2 separate regions of the Homo sapiens genome follow, and region 1 is linked to region 2. Evidence: chromatin contacts called from ENCODE Hi-C data. All regions are on one chromosome and are shown on one strand. The core of a region is the stretch at or near the end of the contact, and the rest is flanking DNA. Distances in the headings are between cores, read along the strand shown. Region 1 overlaps CLIC5 (chloride intracellular channel 5). Region 2 overlaps CDC5L (cell division cycle 5 like).

Region 1 (4,741 bases), core at 1,297-3,796, 1.5 Mb before region 2:
AGCCAGGCGTGGTGGCACGCGCCTGTAGTCCCAGCTACTTGGGAGGCTGAGGCAGAAGAATTGCTTGAGCCAGGGAGATGGAGTTTGCAGTGAGCTGAGATCGCACCATTGCATTCCAGCCTGGGTGACAGAGCGAGACTCTATCTCAAAAAAAAAAAAAAAAAGCGGAATAATGACATGTTGGCATGTTGGCAATACCTATGTATATTGGCAAATGTTGTGTTTGGCTGTTTGTAATAGAAGCCTGACTACAGTGGCTAAAGCAAACATGTATTTTATTAGCAAAACCTATATAGCATTTTACTATGAACCATGCCCTGTTCTAAGCACTCTTGATAAATGTTTACTTCTTAAGAGGAATTTGCTTTTCTCACATGACAAGAAGTCCAGAGAGTAGAGAGTTCCAGGCAAATGTAGTTGCTGAAAGAAGTCGAGAATTGAGCTGCTGCTTAGAGCTCCTAATTCTCCATCTTTCGTGTGTGACTTTCATTCTTGTTTCACAGGATGGTTGCTCCACCCCCAAACATCACATCCGCATTCCAGACAATGCCAGCCGCATCTATCTTATCTTTCCCAGAAGCCCATTGATTAATTTCTACCGATATCTCTTTAGCCAGAACTTGGTTATTTGGCCTTCTGTAGCTGAAATTCTGGGAATCTAGGAAGATGAGTATTTTTGATAGGGCACATTGCTACCCTGAAAATATATATATATATGGGCTCTGTCTTCTACTAGTAACAAATAAAAGGAGACTGAATTCTTGTATATTCAATTCTTATATATTCACTTTCAAGTTAAGGTGATATTTTTTCTCTCTCTGGTGAAAATACCTGTCCTAGCCATTGCCAAAAAGGACACACTATTTTAAATTCTCCTTTGGTGCTGGAAAAATCTGAGTCATTTACCCCCTACTAGATTTCAGGAAACAGAAGTATAAAATTGCACATTTAATTTGCTACACACTTCAAACTTTAGGAGATGCAAGACTCATGTAGTAAAAGCTGTGCAACTCAAACATCCAATGGGTAGCTTCTCCCCACAAACTGTAATTTTTGCTGGGGCACATTAGGGTATCCAGGGAACTGCTCTGAGCAAGGGGGAGGGAGGTCCAGGTGTACTTGTAGCATATCTGGGGAATTCTGTGTAAGTATCAGTCACCCCCAACCTTTAAGGTTGCCCCATTTCACATCTGTTATGATGAAGGCTTTCGGCTGGGGGACTGTGGTTCTGGCTGTAGAGTCAGAATGAAAGGAACAGCTGAATATCCCTGTTCATGTCAGCATTTCAGGGCAGAGGATGAGTCAAGCACGATGTTTACTGAGCAGAGCCAGAGGCAAGAGCCACTTTTTTCTTGCAGCTCTAAGAATTTTTTGTTGCTTTTTTTGTATGCTTTGTTTCTCATACATCAGCATCATCATGCGTTGCACATACACATTGTACATAACAACTGCTTACAGCATGCCGGGCACTGTACTAAGCCCTCTGCAGGTGATGACTCAATTATTGCTCCCAGCAACCCTCTAAGGTATGCCATGTTATGATCTCCACTTTGCAGAGAAGGAAACAAGCACCGGTTAAGCAACCTGCCCAAGCTAGTATGTGTCAGGGTCAGGACCCCAGCCCAGGCAGCTGGTCCCATGATCTGTGCTCTTGACTTGCGTATATTAACATTTAATATAATCCACTATTTAATATGTATGTAGTGCTGAATTAAACAAGAGTGTGTCATTTAGGAAATGGTGATCAAATCAGTTCACGATCCGATGAATACTCAATGAATGACTACCATGTGTATTTCCTTAAATATACTCAACACTTCCCACCTTCCCCATCAGGGTCCTCACCCAGCAATCCATGTGGGGAAAGGGGCACAAAGTTGGCCCACAGTGGGCACCGAATAGATGCCTGTTTAACAAATAAAAGAATGGGCAACTGGAAGAGAATTTGTAGGATATTCACAGAATCACCAAATCCAGTAATTATTTCAGTCTAGCATTGCAGTGGCACAGAGGCAGTTTTTAAGTTTGTGAATGGCTCTTATGTAAAAGATGTGGCTATTTGAGGATGAAACAAGACAAAATGTGGTGAATGTACTTCAGCCTAAGTGTTTTGGGGGAGGGAGAATTGAGAAAAATCTCTAGGTCTAAACGCTGGAACGGATGACTGATAAAGTTAGAATCTCTCTTAACCAGCTCATTCTAAGTGTGTGAGCATCCGCATTAAACCTAATCTATGGCCTGATACTTAAAAATAACCTGTTATAAAGTAACCATAAAAAAACTCACAGATTTCAGCCTGATTCATTTGGCCACATAAACTACAATCAGCATTAATAGCTTCCGTCAGCATTTATGCCGTACTTTCTATTAGCACGATGGGTTCTACAATCATTTATGAGTTTCTGGAAAGTCTAATAGAAAACACACGTACATGTTCTCTGTGGAAAATACACAATAGGTTTTTGGGGAGTTTTTTGTTTGTTTGTTTGTTTGCTCAGGGATAAGCCAGAAGGTGTCGCCACTGCCCCATGGCTAAAGTCTGGGCCGGGTTCCCTAACCAGAACTTCTCCCCTGATCACTCCTGAGCTCGCTAGCTCTGCAGCTTCCTCCCACATTCAGTCAGTCTCTCTCTCTCTCTCTCTCTCTATCTCTCTCTCTTTCTCTCTCTCTCTCTTCCTCCCTTCTCCTGTTGATAAATAAACATTCAGGCAGCTTACATGCTACAGATGAGTACACAAAAGGAAACTTAATTCGAAGACCTAAGTGATAATCTTTCTCTTCAAATCTACTGTGGCTTTTAAGAGGTTTAGAAAATTATTTGGATCTGGAGTCCCTACCTCCCTTCATACTTTAAGAAAATATTATACTAAAGGCATGCTAAAGTTGTCCTAAATGTTTACCATGCTGGTGTTTTAAACATAGCCAAATACTGGCCAAAGTCTCTTGCCTTTAAAAAAAATATGCATTTTGTTGTTGTACTAATACTTCTGAACATACGCCAAATATAAGGGTGATTTGTGGAGCTGTATTAAATAAAAAGATGCTTCTTTATAAGAATCCCCTATAGAGCTTGGGGAAGCAGCTATGTGGAGAATCTGTGTCTTCCTTAAGAAAGTTTCTGAATTCCTTGGAAATACATCAGAAAACACCCCATTCTCCCCACCACAGAGGAGGGTGGGCAACCAACAGTGTCCTATATCCCAACCCACCATAATTGTAAGACTTAAACGCTATCTTTCAAATAAAGAATCATTTACTGGCTTCTTACTGGAAAGAACTATAGGAGCTTGTCATTTAATTCATCCTCCCCTCTGAGGCTGAAATTCTTTCTAGAACAAACAAATAATACCCATGGCACCACGTGCTGCACACTCTCTGTAGCCCAGCTGACGCCACACGAGGGAACAGTGGGGAATCTGTTGAAGTTGCCATTGCATTTTGCTTTCTCATAAACCGCTGTTTGTCTTTCTGCCTTTCCTGTTTTTAGCAGTGCCTAGAAACGGAGGCCTGGGAATTGCCTCCCCCATGTGAGCCCCTGGGTTGTTCACACCCAGGGCCAATTTGACAACATCCTCCTCTCTGGCTATGAGGCCAAGTCCAGTGTTCTTGGTTCAGTGCCAAAGGTGGACATGAACTCTCTAAACTGTCAAACTAAGAAAATGTGACACACCCATGTGGCCTGGAGAGAGCAAAGCCAAACCCAAAGAGATGCTTCCAGGCAACTTTAGATCCCTAACATGTTAGGAAAGTCAAGAGCAAGCTTCATCCTGCAAGCTCTCCAGGATTCTCCTTGGACCTGGAACATGCTAGGATGTTCAGATAAACTTCACTTCAGACACTGAATTTCTGCCTTGAGCTATCTCTTCTCTCATCTTTCTCTCGGTGTCTTCTTCCCCTTCATCCTCTCATAAACCCAAGTTCTATAGCTGTAATAATAATAATAGCAGTTAACTTTAATCAAGTCTCACTCTGCACCAGACACTAGATGATGTGAACCTGTGAACAAGCATAACTGAGGATTCAAACCCAAATCTCTTATGGCAGAGTGAATGTGCTGCTCTGCTACTGTGTTTGTTATCAGAAGCCATGGCTCCCCGACATACTCGACCCAGATTCTCTGTTTCTTCCTTGATGAAACCAGTGACATGCAAACATAGCCAGAGGGCCCAGGCACAGCAGAGAGCGTCCCATCAGACCTGATAGAAAGTCCCCTTCCCATCTTCTAAAACCTTGCTGCCATTTCTGACTTCATGTGGTCTAAGAATCTGGTGTAGACATTATTTAAAAGACAAAGGGACCTGAAAATCAGCCCCCCCTTACCTGCCATGAGTCCTAGAAAGGTCACTGCGGATGAGAAAACCCCAGTTTCCACCTGCTTTATAATTTTGCCTTTGTGTGGTCATTCATACTCATATAACCTAACTGTAACTGGGCTACTGTTCTCTTTCTTTAAGGACTTTGGCAACTGAGAAAAAAGCTACATGACTCATTTCTAAAACCTGAAAGATGAATGCAGATCTTTATGTAAAGTTTTCTGGTGGGGGAGGGGATTGGTTACACTGCCCATCACAGAGCTGAACATCCTCAAAATCCCCTTAGAATATCTTTGCCTCTCCTCAAAATTGAGCTCGTTATAGCAGCATCTACATTTCTGCCTGCTTGGCCTGCACCTGCCCTTTTCCTCACCCTCCCAATCCTCCTGGGCCCTGCTGGGGCTCCTACATCCCGCTTGCTCCTGGAT
Region 2 (4,459 bases), core at 1,524-4,023:
TAAGGGTCATAGCAAAGAACAGAATTTGGGAAAGAGAGAGTATTCCAAAGTACTGTGAATTCCTCTCCTGTACCACAAGTCACTTCCCCCACCTCTACACAAGGCAACATAAGCATAAACCTGCTGATATCTGACAACATATAGCACTCTACCCAGAACTGTCTACTAACTAAATCCTTGCCCTAAGTTTTCCCTCTTTAAAGTATTAAGGAAATTTTTTCCTGTGTAAAAATATCTGACTTTATAATGAAAATCACTGAGAAAATGAGATCTACTGTGCAGCCAATTTTGCAGAAATATAACCTTCAGACAAGTCAGGGGTCCTCATAAGAGCTACAAGTACACTGAGAAGGATTTTAAGTGTGTTATCTGTGTTCTTTAAGTTACTTTACTTCTAAGAAGTCTATGTTATATAATATTTCTTGACTACAGTTGACTGTGCCAGTAAATTACAGGGAGAAGTAGTATTACTTCTGGACCTATTTTCTATCTCTAAGGAAAGCCTTTCCATTTTTACAGCTAACGTGACAAAATCCACTTTTCAGCCAAACTTCCTCAACACAGCAGTTTAGATACTATTTCAAATACTATTAAATTTAACGGCATGCCTAAATTCAGACTTCTCATTTCACTTTTGCACCCACTGGAAATTATTTCACTCAAAATAATTATGTCTTCAGATGATTTCCTATTTCCACTTAAAGTAGAAACAAATTAGAACACTTAAAATTCTATTTGCACTTCCCAAATACAGTAATGACTCATTTATCTGGCATCATCAGAAAACGAGGTTCTCCACACATTAAGCATTTTCCAGGTAACTGAAGCCCACAAACACAGAGAACTTGTCTGCCTTGTTCCTTGCTGTTATCCCCAGGACCTAGAACAGTATCCAGTACGTGGTAGATAGGCAGTAATAATTACTGAATGTGTGAATAAATAAAAGTACTAAAGCTCTTTTATTTTTAACCATTTGTGAAAATGTTTCCTACACTGAATTATAGCCATCCCGCCCTTTTAAAAAAACATGACACTGAAAAGAAATAAAGTTTTTCTTATTAATTTGGGATACCACTATAAATAGCAATCACTTTACTCCCCTGCAATGTATCTTAGTGTCTTTAAAGCTATTAAAATACACTGGGCTTTTTGCCACCATGTAAAAATGGACACAGCATGGTATGCTCTCATAACTTTTCCTTTCCTTATATTAACTGTCATTGCTGTGTTTGCTCTTGCTGTCTTATTTTACACACAAAAGTCTGGCAAGGTTCTAAACTCAATTCTGCCTCCAAAGCAGAATAAAATACATGGACTTGGTTACAATTCAGAAGTCTTTTCCACTTATTTCTGACCTGTAACTGCATTCTGATTCTATTTATTTAACAAACTCCTTGCACACACACATCCTCTACCACATTCTACATAAAATCTGAGATGGTTCTATTAGTTTTAAATGAGTATCTTAAGGATTTTCACTTAAGTGCTAAGTTTCAAATATTAATCATGAGTAATGAATGGCTCAAAGACTACCTCCAATATAAACCTCAGGGCATTTTTTTTTTTTAATCCATTCAGGAGACACCAGCCACGACAAAGCTGGACTTCATCTTGCTTGATAGGCAGTGATAGGGCCATAATTTAGATTCACGGTTCCAAAGTTCATGGCAGCAAAAATCAAACACACTGGCAGCCATGGCATACAGTGCTTACAGAGAAGGGCTTATCTCCTGAACCTAAGAGTGGAAAGGATAATTTAAGTATAGCATTTAGTTTATACAATATAACTGGAGTTCCTTCCCCACAACAAACTTTGAATAATGTTTATAATTTAGCAATCAACTGAAATGAAAGAATTACCACAATTGAAATAAAATATTTATGTATTTCAAACCAATAGAACTGTGTCTTCAAAAACTAAAACAAGCTAAAAGAAACCTAGTTCTGAATTAGTGATGGATACAAATAAAATGGGGGTTTGTTTATTCAAGTCTTTGAGCTGCTTTTCTTTTTTTAAAAGATTTCATGAACTTTCATTTGAAATAAGCACAGTTTACCAAATTAAAGGACTTGATTAAGTATTCTTTAAAAGTAACTAGCTGGGTAAACAATAAAGTAAGTTATCCAAGAGTCAAGAAAAGAAAAATGACTTCAGACTGCTTTATGAATATTCTCCAAAATCACCAATCCTTCAACAAAAATAGTTCAACGGAAGATTTCAGTTCCTGGTACTGAACTGAACAAAGAGAACCACATGTTTTTAATGGTTGCTCATAAACGACCCAAATAAATCTCCAAAAGAACAGGAGTGGCTCTTTCTGTATTTTTCCCTTTAAAATTCATAAGACCAATTCAACACAGAAATAAAAATTACTGTACTTTATGGCACCACTCACTGTGTGACACATTTATTTGCTGTCATGAAAGTTAGTACCTCAACAAAGTAAATGAGATTTAGGGAGAAAAAAATTTTCTACCATTTAAAAAAGCACAAAATGTTCTTGCCATTTGCGGCAAAAAGAGTTTACCCACCTCAAATGAGAAGATTTTCATACTAAGTAAGAAACCTAAGTATTTATATATAAATAATACAAAGAAGCTTTCCAAATAGCTTTTCAATCAGTGATGATGCTGATATTAGATCACAATTACACTGCTAACTACCATTTATAAGAAATGAAGCCTACACAACAAAAAAATGTAACTTACAATTTAACCACTGATGTTCTATTTTCCCTGGCTTTAACACTGAACCACAACACAGAGCAACAGCACACCCTGCTGGAAGTTGGTAATACAAATAATTAGCAGCACTGAACTAAGATTTTACCCAAGATGAGAATTACTTCAGAACCAGTCATTTCTCACTGAGAAAAAAAGAGGTTCACAGGCATTAACCATCAGCTACCTATATATATGTGATCTTAATGGTTAAATTAAAACTCAGAATAACTCAAATTAAAAGATACTGCTTTTTCCTGCTCATTTCCTCAGCCCCATACAGCCCCAACCACCCCAAGTGATTTTACTACTTCTGGCTTTAACCCTAAATAAAAATATTTTCAAATGCACTTTTTGTAAAGAGAAACTGGTAATCACATAAAAGAGGAAACCAAGACGATTTTCTGTATATGACTGCCTGAAGTACCCCTTCTCTCCCATCCCACCTTGGCCTTAGAAATGCCCCTAAAGATTACCATTAAAAATGCACAAGGCATAGCCGGGCATGGTGGCTCACGCCTGTAATCCCAGCACTTTGGGAGGCTGAGATGGGTGGATCACGAGGTCAAGAGATCAAGACCATCCTGGCCAACATGGTGAAACTCTGTCTCTACTAAAAATACAAAAATTAACTGGGCGTGGTGGGGCGTGCCTGTAGTCCCAGCTACTAGGGAGGCTGAGGCAGGAGAATCGCTTGAAACCAGGAGGTAGAGGTTGGAGTGAGCCAAGATTGCACCACTGCACTGCAGCCTGGCAACAGACTGAGACTAGGTCTCAAAAAAAAAAAAAAAGAATGCACAAGGCAGCCTGGTGGTCTGTGAACCACAATTTACATGCCATTGGCAAAATGCCTACACAGATTCTGGAATTCAAAATATGCAAACTATATTAAGAAACCACATGTCCTGAAACTGCATCTAGTATGTTTTCAACATTTTCACAGACATGAAAAATCATGGAAGCCACTAACTAGATAATCCAGCTCTGCCCTCCCTAACTCAAACTCACAGTAATCCAAGGATGAACAGAATTGTATTTAAGTTTTGTAAATGTACTCTCTTTGTTATAAAAAGAAAACTCCTCGTTACTGCTGAGATTCCTCTTCAGAGAAAACAGGCTATGCTAGCAATGACCTGCCTGTTCTGAGTGACTAGTATTGGCTTCTTGGCTCCTTGCTCCCACATCTAAAGGTTCTGATTGACCTCTGGTCAACTTGCAGGGCACTCTTTAGTCATGAAGGCCAACAATTCTTTAAAAAAAAAACAAAAACAAAACAAACAAAAAAAAACAATGAACAAGGCCAAGAAGATCCAACACTTAAGTGTAGTTTTCTCCAACAACTAAAAAGGCAATAAGCACCTCAGGTGTGTTTTTCTGACATTGTCTCCAGTGGCATTATTTAGTTCATTATCTCAATCAAAGTACATTTAAAATTAAAATTTTAAAAGGATACCAACCTCGAGCCTCTTTTCAAGTGATTCAATTCTGTCCTTTTTACTAGCCAGATTGGCCCGTGTGTAGCGGCTCTGCCCAGGAAGATATAAAACTTGACTGTAGCATTCTTCCCACACCTGGTTATAAGCTTCACTTGAGAGCTCTCCATGGCTCATTCCTTGTTTAACCACTTCCATCTCCTGCACCAAAACATCCTGGGCCTGTTTACAATAATAATTTCAATAAGTTTAAGTACTACAAACACTTGCCATATCCAGAGAGCTTTAGAAGACTAATTTTTTCC

The links. A loop is a pair of places that touch in the nucleus more often than their neighbours do. Pooled maps may share reads with other maps.
Region 1: a loop to region 2 is called in a map of CD4-positive, alpha-beta memory T cell, with 25 times the contacts of the local background. The contact joins two enhancer-like sites. A Hi-C loop is called at or near these places in 1 of 168 maps with a recorded cell type or tissue (CD4-positive, alpha-beta memory T cell), 1 of 37 single-sample maps with no recorded cell type and 10 of 50 pooled maps.

The regions. Positions count from the first base shown.
Region 1 is chr6:45,920,741-45,925,481 of GRCh38, reverse strand. The region is part of intron 4 of CLIC5 (chloride intracellular channel 5); the gene reads left to right. Among named protein-coding and RNA genes, the nearest start is that of CLIC5, 93 kb to the left of the region's middle. RefSeq lists an enhancer at 1,027-1,176. Within about 2 kb of position 2,546, at least 2 of the 41 ENCODE cell types and tissues checked have a DNase peak (open chromatin) inside an H3K27ac peak, as active enhancers do.
Region 2 is chr6:44,429,630-44,434,088 of GRCh38, reverse strand. CDC5L (cell division cycle 5 like) reads right to left here. Exons shown (of 16, transcript NM_001253.4): 14 at 4,179-4,376. Among named protein-coding and RNA genes, the nearest start is that of MIR4642, 3.8 kb to the left of the region's middle. Within about 2 kb of position 2,773, at least 3 of the 41 ENCODE cell types and tissues checked have a DNase peak (open chromatin) inside an H3K27ac peak, as active enhancers do.